Regions from separate parts of the Homo sapiens genome. Here region 2 is linked to region 1. Evidence: chromatin loops called from intact Hi-C (ENCODE). Cell type or tissue: B cell. All regions are shown on one strand. Each heading gives the region's core, and the rest is flanking DNA. Links, peaks and the distances in the headings are about the cores only.

Region 1 (6,416 bases), core at 844-5,843:
GTGGTGGCGCACACCTGTAGTCCCAGCTACTCAGGAGGCTGAGGCAGGAGAATCACCTGAACCTGGGAGGCAGAGGTTGCAGTGAGCCGAGATTGTGCCACTGCACTCCAGTGTGGTGACAGAGCAAGACTCCATCTCAAAAAAAAAAAAGAAACGCTGTTTGTATATGAATATATTGTCCAGTTATTGGTGGTTCAGGCAGGAGGGTAAATCCAGTTCTTCTCACTCAATCTTGGCTGGAATTGTTTGTGCATTTTATGCAACTTAACCAGAAAGTCACCCATTTGCACCGATTTTCCTCACCATTTTGATTTTTCTTTCTATGGATAAAGTTACAGTGCACAGAAAGCCATGAGGAGCCGTTAAAGAGCTCGTGGCATTCTTCCAAGACGTAAGATACTATTTACCCTGTTCTACCGATGATATCACTGCAACCTCGGGAGATGGAGCGGCTGGTTCAGGGTGACACTGCTGGGAAGGGAGAGGGTAGAGCCGCGAGTCACTGTGGTGCCTTCTCACTAGAACGAGCTTCCTCTCTAAACAAAGAGCTTTTGAAAAAGAATATTCATATTAGCGTTTTCATTTTCTATTTGCCAAAATTCTCTATCTTAGCAAGGCACTTGTCAGGAAATTTTTTTTTATATCTCTGCAGAACAAAAGTTCCTTGGTTCCTCTCTTTTTTGGAGAACACGCTTTCAGGAGAGGAGCCGTGTGATCATTTGCCAGAGAAGGATAGGCTGGTGGGTGCTGAGACCAGAATCTTTATAGCAGAAACTTGTGAAGCGTTCCAGCTGAAAGTCCAATCTCTAAAGTAAGATCTTTGCTAAATGGACATTGATGGGACTAAAAATAAGCTGAGGGCTGAATGGAGGCTTTAACAAATGTACATTTAAACTCTCAGTTTAGTCTCATCAGCCATCACAGGAAAGGCAGTGGCAAGAATGTTTGCCGAAGTGTCATCTTTTATCAAAGGGGATAATTTTAGAGTGGTTGTAATCGTGCTTATTGTGGGCCTCCGCATTGCTTCATATGGAATTAGGCAACATGTTCATTTGAAAAAAAAATTAAAAACTGGATTAGGAAGAAATATTTTACTGTCAAAAATCAGATCACTGTTGTTGATTGATCTAAGGATTCCTGTTAAATTCTTAACTCGGATTTATTTATTTATTTATTTATTTTCTCTCTCTCTCTCTCTTTCTCTGTTTCTCTTTCTCTCCTGCCTTCCTTCCTTCCCTCCCTCCCTCCTTCCTTCTTCCCTTCCTTTCCTTTCCTTTCCTTTTCTCTTCCCCTCCCCTCTTCTCTTCTCTAATCTTCTCTTTTCTTTTCTCTTTTCTTTTCTTTTCTTTTGTTTTCTTTTCTTTTCTTTTCAGGGTCTTGCTCTTTCACCCAGGCTGGCATGCAGTGGTCCAGTCGTAGCTCACTGCAGCCCCAACCTCCTGGGCTCAAGCAATCCTTTTGCCTCAGCCTCATGAGAGTTGGGTCTACAGAAGCTCCACCATGTGTGGCTAATTTTTAAAAAATTTTTGTAAAGACAGGGTCTCGCTGTGTTACCCAGGCTAGTCTTGAACTTCTGGCCTCAAGCGATCCTTTCACCTCGGCTTTTTAAAGTGCTGATATTACAGGCATGAGCCACCATGACTCACCTTTAAATCTTTCCTTTGTAATAAAATGTGGCTGGGTGGTCACAGGCCTGGAGTCTAGGGGGCATTACTTGCCATTTTTGTTAAGTTACCATCTTTAGGTGTTCATTTAAGTTTTAATGTTGTATGGCTTGACCTGGCACTTAGGTCTGCACTTTGGCAGGCACAAGAAAATTGTAAATACCTTCTTTTTTTTTTTTTTTTTTTTTTTTTTGAGACAGAGTCTTGCTTTGTCGCCCAGGCTGGAGTGCAGTGGCGTGATCTTGGCTCACTGCAAGCTCCGCCTTCTGGGTTCACACCATTCTCCAGCCTCAGCCTCTCAAGTAGCTGGGACTACAGGCACCCGCCACCATGCCTGGCTAATGTTTTTTTTTTTTTGTATTTTTAGTAGAGACGGGCTTTCACCGTGTTAGCCAGGTTGGTCTGGATCTCCTGACCTCGTGATCCGCCAGCCTCCGCCTCCCAAAGTGCTGAGATTGCAGGCGTAATTAAATGCCTTCTTGAGGACTTTTATACCTTCCTCTTGAAGACATAAATCCAGAGCTTACTGGTGGTTGTCTGAAAAAGATCACATCTTGTAATAGGAGTCATACATAAATATTTCTGAGATCTCCCTCATACTTAACCACCGTGCCTGGAAAATGCAGACAACTGTATTCAGTAAATGGTATTTGAATATAAGTAAATCAAAAGTGTCGTTTCCATAGATTCTGTAGATGTTACCACTTAGAATAATTACCTGTCTAACCCTTAACAAATTCTACCGTATATTCTCAGACTTTGCAAACACGGGATTCCAAAACAATGTGGATTGTTTTCAGTTTCTTTGAAGCTCAGATTTAAATCATACTTTTACTCAGTTTTTAAACCTAAACGTGGAAGTGTTATGAGATGTTGTTTTTGTGCAGCTAGAATTCCTTGTTCTACTAATGAATTTCATTTCCTGAGTCCCTGTGTCTGAGTATACTGTATGTTTCAAATTTCTGATTTAGTTATGTACCTATAGGCAAATACACTGAATGGTCAACCTAAAAATGCATTGTTTGACTCATATTTAGAGTCATACATATATAGGCACATGTATTTAAAATAAATACTTTAGGCTAGATGTGGTGGCTCACAGCTGTAATCCCAGCATTTTGGGAGGCTGAGGTGGGAGGATCCCTTGAGCCCAGGAATTTGAGACCACCCTAGGCAACATAGAAAGGCCCTATCTCTACAAAAAAAAAAAAAAAAAAAGATTTTTTTAATTAGCCAGGCATGATGGTGCGCGCCTGTAGTCGCAGCTACTCTGGAGGCTGAGGTGTGAGTGTGAACCAGGAAGTCAAGGCTGCAGTGAGCTGTGATGGTGCCACTGCACTCCAGCCTGGATGACAAAGCAAGACGCTGTTCCAAAATTAAAAGTTAAAAAATGAGATAAATACTTGAAATATTACAATTATTAAAATAGTTGTTTTCCCCATGGGAAAAAAAAGTTGAGCAGAGCTGTGTCTTTGCACTCAGAAAAAACTCTTACTCTGTTGAAGGCTAGTGACTCTTCTAAACACCAACCCCTTCACCTTTTTACTTTCCTTAGACTTTCTTTGGAAAATCAAGGAGTTAGCACTTTTTCCCCCTGGAAGAATTAAATGCCTCTCCAGAACTGCAGCACAGGAGGTTAACTTCTACCACCTTTGGAGGCCTGCAAGCTACCAGATTAAATACTTAAAGCTAAGCATTCATCATTTCTTAACCTGCCCTCTACAGTCATGCACTTCCTGCTTTTTACTTTGTCAGGGCTCGTACTCAAACTATTCATAGCTTCATGAAACAGGAACTAAATGCTGTCTGAGCCTTTCCCCTTGTAACTCTCAGCGTTCTGCTTATCCTTCATAGACAGAAGATGATGATATGTCCTGACTGTTGAAGAGAAATTAGACTTAATGTGATCCTGTACAGTTAAACCAAAGGCCAGATAGGGATTTTTTATTTCAATCAACTTTCTATTGTAGGCCTAGGTTTGGAAAACCTTAGCACCCCCTAATTTGTAAGACTTGAACTGTTTTAAAGATAAGGGATACACAGCCAAAGCTTTCTTTGTAATTCTGAGATTTTTGGTGTTTTTACAGATACTTAGTCTAAATCTTTCATCAGACAGTTATCATGATTATTATTCTGACTTCAACAACTGCATTTTCTAAAGGGAAGTGAGAATTAGGAAACATTTTCCTGTACATCTGTTTATCTATCCCAGTTGTGTTGTTTGGATTTTTTCAGTGTCTTAACGATTGAAACCATCTTATCCATACTGAAATTCATTTCATGCTTCTATCTGCTGCTTCACATTCAGGCTATCAGTTTAATTGAGCAAAAAAAAAATGTTGGCAGTTTCTATAGCATCGGCATCCTTCTTTGGTTTCTCATTTTTGAATGGTTCAGCCACATGTTAAATTTTGCTGAGATCTCTGGAAACTTCTTCACATAATTCTTTGATAGAACATGAATTCTGTGAGACTCTTCATTAAAGAGCACGGTTTCATCACTAAGTTGAGATTTTGCTCAAGGCTATTTGGTAAATTCCAGCAGAAGAGCAATAAATGTTCAACAAGAAACAGCCGTCATTGGAGATAACAAGGGTAGACATTAATGGGAGGTTTGTCACAGGTAAACAGGTGATGGCATGAGAAGGTTTAAACCACCTCATAAATAAATTTTTCGCCACTATATGATGTGGATTACAACTAAACCAAACTTTAACCAATGTGGGTGTTGGTGTACCTTTCTTTTCTAAAGCAAAAAAGAAATTGTGGTACTAAACTTGAGCTTTTATATGATACCGCTAATTGCCCTTCACCCAACAAACCAATTATTTCTACCCATCACTTTTCGTTGCAAAAGAAATTATCTTATAAAATATATGTATATAGCATATATCTCCAAAGCAAATATGGGACATCTGTACCTCAATGTAACTGATAGTAAGTTAAAAATTATTTGCTGAGTTCTTGGTATGTGGACAGATGAATATTATAATGTTTAAGGCATTCCACCAGCAGGTTTTGAATTTAACCAAAATTTTATGAAGCTAATCAGAATGGAATTAAAAGTTGAAAGACTGCCAGGCCAAAAAGATCATCTTTCAGAAAAGTAAATAATTGCTCTATACTTACATATTTATTATTTATTTGTTCACCATCCGTTTATTTTTAGTTGAGTTCTGTATACATTGGTGAGCAAAGGGGGACTCATTAGCTTGGGCACTCCTAAGGGCAAACCCAATAACAGATAGTGAATGGGAAGGAAAATGAGAGAATTAGCATTTAGTGAACAAAATCTTATAAACTATGCTGAATGGTATACATGCTCTTTCAGTAAAGCCACTCAGTACTATTACTTCCCTACCTTCTGAATGTTTACCAAGTTCGATAAAATCTTGCTACATACAAATGGGAAGTATGTAACAAGAGATACTAGTGGTTTCTGGGTTTAATTAAGTTACATAGAACATTAAGAAGTATGTTGGGAAGGCATTAGCTTAAAAGCTGTCTTTTGCCACTGAGGCCATATTCATCACCCAGATTCCCTCCACAGTGGAGCACTGCTCAGTCACTGCCTTCAGAATGCAAATAGGTCTTCACAGGATGCTATTAAAACCCATAGCACCGTATGGTTTTACGCTCTGCTTTCTTCCAGCAAACCTACGTATTTTAATGTTAATATATATGTTCATTTTATCTTTGAGAATGAAAATGTATTATGAAAATATAAATATTTAGTTTTTGTAGACAAATAGCACATTTAAAGATCCAGTAGTTATTCACCTGCCTGGTATGACTGATAGAGAACAGATGGGTAGCAAAGAATCCTCACCCTGGAAACATGTACGCATACACACGCAAACACAATCTCGCATAAGCTTTAAGGGGTTCATTCATTTTGTGAAGGTTGACCATGGATACCAGTTTAAAGATGCCAGGTGATGTTTGGCTTTTAAGTATCATCACCTTGAGTTTCCTTATATAAATGTTTTAATATCAACAAAAAACTCAGAATTTCTAATAGGTCATAACACTGCCTAGGTATGGGAAGAGGAGAGGGTAAAATTAAAAGAAATGCAAATGTACTTTTCTTTGAATAGGCTAACCAGTTAGAGGATGTATGAAGCAGGACCACCATAGTCCAAGTATGAATATGCAAAATTAAAGCAGATTGCTGTAAATCTCTCTTAAAAAGTCAAGAATATGTCACAGTTGGCATTTTTCGGATGATCAGACCGTTTGACAAATCTCTGCAAGGGTCCGAGTTAGTCGAACATATCTTTTGCTTATGATTTCAGCAACACTGTGCGCTTTGCCTTCTGGGTTGTATTACTAATTCTGTTCATCATTAAGTGTACACATGTTTCACTGTTTGACTAAACAAAGCTTGAAGACATACAAGTCCAAACATTTTCTGTCCTTTCTGTATTCCCAGGTCAGAAGATCTTAGCTCTTTATCCATTCTGTGCTAGAGTTTGTCTGAAAGCATGAATCATGGGGTTGTGTTGGGTGCTAAATTTCAGTTCTATATGCTGCCTTCACTAATTTATGACTGTGGTCTGAACAACCAAAATAAATTATTTCTGAGAACTAGCAAAATACCCTGGAAAAAATTTATGAAACCTACCAGATTTGTAAAAAGGTCAGCCAGGCGTGGTGGCTCATGCCTGTAATCCCAGCACTTTGGGAGGCCAAGGCGGGTGGATCACCTGAGGTCGGGAGTTCAAGACCAGCCGGACCAACATGGAGAAACCCT
Region 2 (6,416 bases), core at 932-5,931, 64 kb after region 1:
TACGCATTTGAACCCTGGAAAAACCATTTACTTTGTGACACAACTGAAGTTCAGAAAGAATGTGATTAGCCCCAGATCACAGAGAAAGTAAGTGGTGACATTAGCAGTGGCCCGTGGGACTACCAGCTCCTCAGCCTGCATTTAAACCACAGGTACACTTAACTTACTGCCCCGAGTTGCATATACATTTTCTAATAACGTAACTATTGATGTATGTGCTCACCACCACTTCAAGGTACGCGTTTGCCCTCGTGCATGTGGTCTGTTGTGTTCTTAACTGCAGTTGAAGCACTATTGGGTCCCTCATCATCAGGAAATTCTCACAAAGTACAATGACCTTTCAACTAACTGCATTTTACAAGGAGTAATACAGTTACTCATTACAGGTTGCTGCAAATAGGAAAAAAAATGAAGTATAGAAAAACCAAACCTCATTGTCGAAATGTATTTGGGAGTTGCAGAAGGAAGTGAACTATGTCTTCCTCTAATGCACTAGTGAAATACTAGAGAATAGTCACTCTCGCATCAGTAGTTACTATGGAATATTTAATCATAGGATATTTAATCAGTGCAGTTCTGTAGTATCTGGTAGGGTCTCAAACAGGCTTTAAAGGTTACTTATTTGTTCCTCACCATAATTAGAAGATGCAGATGTTAACATTTCTGTTTCCATATGGAGAAACAGCCACAGAAGTGGCGCATCCCAAGGCCACAGACATTGTAAATGTTGGGCCCAGGCCTGGGATTAGATGCCTCACCCTCCTTTTGACTCCACCATGCTGCCAGTCTCTACATGAGAAAGGACCAAATTTTTATTTCATCCAAATATCCTAGTGCTCCCGGAAATATTTTCTTATATTTTGGAGACTTGGCTTACTGCCACTTTTTTTCTCCCTCACTGTTTCTATTAACATGTGGCATCCAAAATCGATTTGGACTGAGAATCCCACCTTTGAATGCCTGGCCTGTGTGCATCAGTAAGCTGGATGGTTTTGCTGAAATTGTTAGAAGCCATTTCATCGAGCACACCGTGTCTCCTTCAGCACCTGTGCTCACTTTGTCTTACCTTTTTCCCTTTACACTTGCCACCTTACCAAAGCAGCTTCCCCCTGCACCTACCTCCGTGGCTTCATTTACCCTATGACCATTATTAATCCTAAAAACTTCACTTTTGTCCCCATTCCTTGTTTCTTCAAACGCCAGCGTAAAACAAGGAAGTATTTTCTGAGCATCAGAAGTGCTTTGGAAAGGTCAGATGATGGTGAGGAATATCATGCTGTCCACACTGCTTTCTTTGGGTCGGACCCAGAACACATAAAAAGGGAAAATTGTGAACAATGGCAAATATAAAATGAAATATCCTCATTTCACACGTTTCAGCTGTATGTCATCTGTCAAATGGAAGCCAGCCTTTTTGAAAAAGTGAGAAAAAGACTGCGGTTTCCCTCTTCTGCCCTCATACTAAGGACAAATTTGATTCACTCACTAAATGGCAGATTATATAGTAAAACTTTGCTCTCCTGATAAATTCATATTTGCACTTCCCCTGGAAATTTAACAGAGTCCTTTTGTAGTTAATTAACTGTAAAATAAGATAAGATTGGGCAGTTGTAAAAGGAAGTATCTTTAAGGTTTTCTGCTAGGCTGGGAATATTTTATTTCTAATCAAAAGCCAAGAAACTATCTCTAAACTAGCTCAGAGGGAAATCCACCCTCCCCACCCCTCTTCTTTGATGTTGCTGCGTATCCTGGTGAGGGCTTTTATTAGAAAACTAAGGAGCAGGACTGGCACATCAATAGCGATAAGCCATTTAAAGTGGTGCCCCTCCTGGTCCTCGATGCTCGGGATTAACTCACTGTGGTTCTTTTCTGGCTGCTCCTTTTTTGTAACTTGTTTATTGCATATGCTTTTTTCCCTGCTCGACTATGTTTGGGAGCCACGACTTACCATCTTGATTTGTCTTGTTTGCTTTCTGTGTCCCTTGCTTCCTGTGCCCAGTTGAGCCTGTTGATGCCCGCCCTGCTGCCGACCGAGGACTGACCACTCGACCAGGTATCAGAACCGCTTGACTTGTGCCTCTCCGCATCTTGGGCCTAAGCTCGAGCAGACGTTGTCTCCTTTCTGCATTTTAAGCCTCTCTCAATTGTACTTACTGCAGAGTAGAATTTGAAGTGACCTTAGAAACCAAACTTTTAAAAATTCCCCTTGACTATTCCTTACTCTTCATTTCCCAAGTTCCGAGTGAAATGATTTTTTTTGTTTCTGAGCTTTCCCTTTGAAACCTAAAAGAGAGCCCTTCCAAATTTGGGTTTTTTTTTTTCTTTTTTCTTTAAAACAAACAAAACAAAACAAAAACAGAGACGATTATATACAGCCTGTCCTTAAAAACAGAAGCCCAGATAGATGTAGACTCTCAGGTGATGACTTGGATACCAGTGTGAACATCTCTCCTTTCTTGTTTGGTGTCCAGATGGGTAATTTTCTAACTGAACTGGGCTCAAACTTCAATCAGTTACTGAAGTAGACATGATTTCCTGAAAATACCAGAATTGGTTTCTTTCCAGAGCCCAAAATACATCTTCTGTTTTGTGGGTTGTATGTACTTATTCTCAATGAGTGGCTAAAGTAACACAACAGATGTGGATGCATAATTTTGCACATAAGCCCTTTTTTTATGTATTACTTAAAAATCCCATTAACACTGAAATAGACACTTCTTTTTTTACAGTTTCACAAACATTAAGAAGAAACACATTTTTATTTTATGAATAATGTCATAGCACAGCAGAAGCATATATGTGCCTGGTGTCTACTCTATGAACAACCTCACCCAACTGATAGTAGCCAGTGCTTTCAGTGAATCAAAAAGAGGAAGAAAGTTATTGAATTGACAAATTTGTGTATTCCAGGGAGATTTTAATCCCAAATAACACATACTTTTCCATATTTATTTTCTTCTTTATCCTCATAATGTCCCCAGGCGATAGTCAAAGAACAGGGAATTAACTTTCTTTGAAGATATTAATACACAGAGGTCAACCTTTGCTGCCTGGTTCAGATACAGTCAGCAGCAGACCAGGAGACCCACCCTGTCCCTCACACTTCCACCACAGGCTCGAGCCATGACTGCCTCCAAGCACGGTCACTGATGAAGACTGAGAGTCTGCCTGTGGCATCTTCATGCCTTTATGCTGTGATTAACAGTGGCAGCAGAGACAGTAGTGTGACACGTCTTGACAGCTGGTCTCGTTGATTTATGAATTTCTGTCTGTAGGCTTTTAAGGGGAACTTAAATTATAGTGAGTCAGAGACAGTTTCAGTTCTTCTAATGTCCTCCTTATTGTCAATGTCATGTAAGGGAATCTCAAGGAGCCAGGAGTTGACATTCCTGTTCTGCTCAGCCAACTTGTAAGGCCTCGGGCTGAGGGTCAGTTCAGTTCTAATTGCAACCACAGCCAGCTCAGGTTGGTCATTTGCCTTGGGACTTTTTTCATGGTGCTTCTCTTTAAAAGACATGCTCTTCATCTACAAGCATAAAATGTAACTTAGAAAGCGCTCATTCGACTCATTCAATTTTATCAAATTTCTACATTGGGCCAGGAGAGCCTATATGTTACTATTGAAACATCCAGGAACAGGTGACACTACCAGTCAATGTTTTTTTCTTTTTTAAAAAAATTGTTTTTTGATTTTTTTTTTTTTTTTTTGAGATGGAGTCTCGCTGTGTCCCCCAGGCTGGAGTGGAGTGGCACGATCTCAACTCACTGCAACCTCTGCCTCGGGGGTTCAAGCAATTCTTGTGCCCCAGCCTCTCAAGTAGCTGGGACTACAGATGCGCCCCACCATGCCCAGCTAATTTTTTTGTATTTTCAGTAGAGACGGGATTTCACCATGTTGGCCAGGCTGGTCTCGAACTACTGACCTCAGGTGATCCACCCACCTCGGCATCCCAAAGTGCTGGGATTACAGGCATAAGCACCATGCCCGGCCTATTCTTTTAAAAAAAATTTTTTTTAATCTAAATCTAACAAAAAGGACACCTCCAAACGCTGTCAAACAAAAACAGTGTGTTTTAAAGGAAGAGCTAGAGAATAGTTAATGGTATTACACTGGTGGGAGAAAACCATCCAAAACCTTTCTCATAACAGTAAGAATATGATGTCACTTGGGGATTTCACAAAGATCAATCCACTAAATTCTTTCTAGGTTTGAAAGAAATTAAACGGTAGGGTCCCTGCTCTCAGGAGCTTGAGGTATAATAGAAGGAATTTTGCATATTTGGAAACATGAGATGGAATTTGGAAGACAAGGAAATACAAAGCAACATTAAGTGCTAACAAGAATGTTCTGTGATGGGAGGAGATGGAGTACTAACCCAGGGGCATGTTAAGTAGAGAACTTACTGGAGATGGGCTTCCAGAGAGGTTATGAAAGATTTGAGGCACCTGGATTGGCAAAGAAGAAGGGAACAATTCTATTCAGAAGAGAGGGTGGCCTAAGCCAAGCTTCCTTTCATACACAGCGTAGGCTTGGGTTGCCCAGTAAGATGGCTAAAGTTGAGAAAGAATGCTCAGATATGAAGTGAGGAAGATTCTAGTTAAGGTTTGTCTATGAATAGCAGTATTTACTGCACATGTATTAAGCCATGCGTGTGTTCTGTTTTTGTGCTTGTAGTAAGTTTATCAAACATTTGGGCTAATTTCCCCGTGTTTTGTAGCATAGCTTTGGTTCTTCTTCACATTTTAGAGACCACCCACTTGAGTCTAATGTGCCGAATTATATCTTTAGCCTTTCCAAACTTAGAAAGCCTTCCCAAGATTGTCATGCCGTTCAAGTGATGGCATTGTTTTTGAATAATCACTGTTGTCCTCAGAAACAAGTTAAAAAAAGGTTTTTGTTTTTCCCCCACCCAGTGCTTTATAATCATGACTGAGGAAAATGGCTTCTCCTTAACTCTCATATCTAAAAAAACAGAATATGGTAGCTTCCAGCATGCAGTGTCAAGTAGGGACCATTGTAATAACAGTGGTGATTTGGGGGCATAGTGGCCATTATAGCTCCTCCTCCTGGCTTACTTCCAAAGAAAAAATAGACTCTGAAGGACTAATTATACAGTTTGACCAGAATAAAAAAGAAAAACACATTAGCGAGCTCTTCACATAGGGTAGAAAGCTACCCTTTCTGTTACAATTCATCACCACCCTTCTGCAGTCCAAATAAAGGGAAACCAGGTCCTTGACCCGAGCCATGCAAGAGGTGTCATGAAGGACATACCTCCCTTAGCCCCCACATGAACAAAAGGCTCTGTCCACTCATCATGACTTACAGGAAGAGAGAGCTGGAGTCACCAGGGCTTAGGGTGAAATCAGCACAACTCAAGAAAGACCTCTAAGTAAGCCTGCAAACCAAGGTCCCTGCCATTTATTTGAAACTACTCATCACATTTTATTACATGCATTATCACCTTATTATGAATATTTCCCTATGTGCCAGCTTACTGATTTTGTCTTTTAGTAAGATTTGCTTAATGTAAAAAGTCTTCCCTAGATGACTATTCATGCTAAACAAACATGAACTATTATAGCAAGAGCTCTTCTGCCAAGAGCTTCTCAAACTATTGAGCTGTAAACATGAATTTATCTGTCATGCTGACTTGATAATATGAATTTTTTTTTTTGGACCACCAAAAGTATTCACAGTATCATTTCAAAAGTAGTGTGGGCTTGTAAAGTTTTTAGTGGAGAGCTCTTGGTTTTGTTTTTTTTTTTTTTTTTTTTTTAAAACAGGATTTGTCTCTGTTTCCAGGCTGGAGAACAGTGGCATGATACCAGCTCACTGCAACCCCCATTTCCTGGGCTAAAGCTATCCTCCCACCTAAGTTTCCCATGCAGCTGGGATTACAGGGATGTGCCACCACACCTGGCTCATTTTTGTATTTTTAGTAGAGACAGAGTTTTGCCATATTGGCTAGGCTGGTCTCGAACTCCTGAGTTCAAACTGTTTGCCCGCCTCAGCCTCCCAAAGGCTGGGATTACAGGCATGAGTCACTGCACCTGGCCGAGAGCTCATTCTTTTTTTTTTTTTTTTTGAGATGGAGTCTCACTCTGTCGCCCAGGCTGGAGTGCAGTGGCACGAATCTCGGCTCACTGCAAGCTCTGCCTCCTGGGTTCACACCATTCTCCTGCCTAAGCCTCTAGTAGCTGGGACTACAGGTGCCTGCCACCACGTCCGGCTAATTTTTTGTATTTTTAGTAGAGACGGGGTTTCACCATGGTCTTGATCTCTTGACCTCGTGATCCTCCCGCCTCGGCCTCCCAAAGTGCTGGGATTACAGGTGTGAGCCACTGTGCCCGGCCAGAGCTCATTCTTTACTTTTATTTTTCAGTATAAATATTTGGCTCCAAAATCTAAAAGG

The links. Peaks named below come from ENCODE experiments on the same cell type or tissue, not always from the same donor. Only the 100,000 strongest peaks of a DNase experiment are listed, where the experiment ranks them.
Region 2: it touches region 1 in a loop (4-fold over the local background); 12 of 110 quality-filtered maps call a loop at or near these places.

Annotation. Positions count from the first base shown.
Region 1 is chr21:25,964,789-25,971,204 of GRCh38, reverse strand. The region is part of intron 11 of APP (amyloid beta precursor protein); the gene reads left to right. Among named protein-coding and RNA genes, the nearest start is that of APP, 200 kb to the left of the region's middle. RefSeq lists an enhancer at 3,116-3,225. In B cell, for the core only: no CTCF peak of the experiment used is centred there; a DNase peak (open chromatin) is centred at 3,444; H3K4me3 peaks cover 1,178 bases; H3K27ac peaks cover 2,802 bases.
Region 2 is chr21:25,900,661-25,907,076 of GRCh38, reverse strand. It overlaps APP (amyloid beta precursor protein), which reads left to right. Exons shown (of 18, transcript NM_000484.4): 15 at 2,000-2,053. Among named protein-coding and RNA genes, the nearest start is that of GABPA, 170 kb to the right of the region's middle. In B cell, for the core only: no CTCF peak of the experiment used is centred there; a DNase peak (open chromatin) is centred at 3,206; H3K27ac peaks cover 598 bases.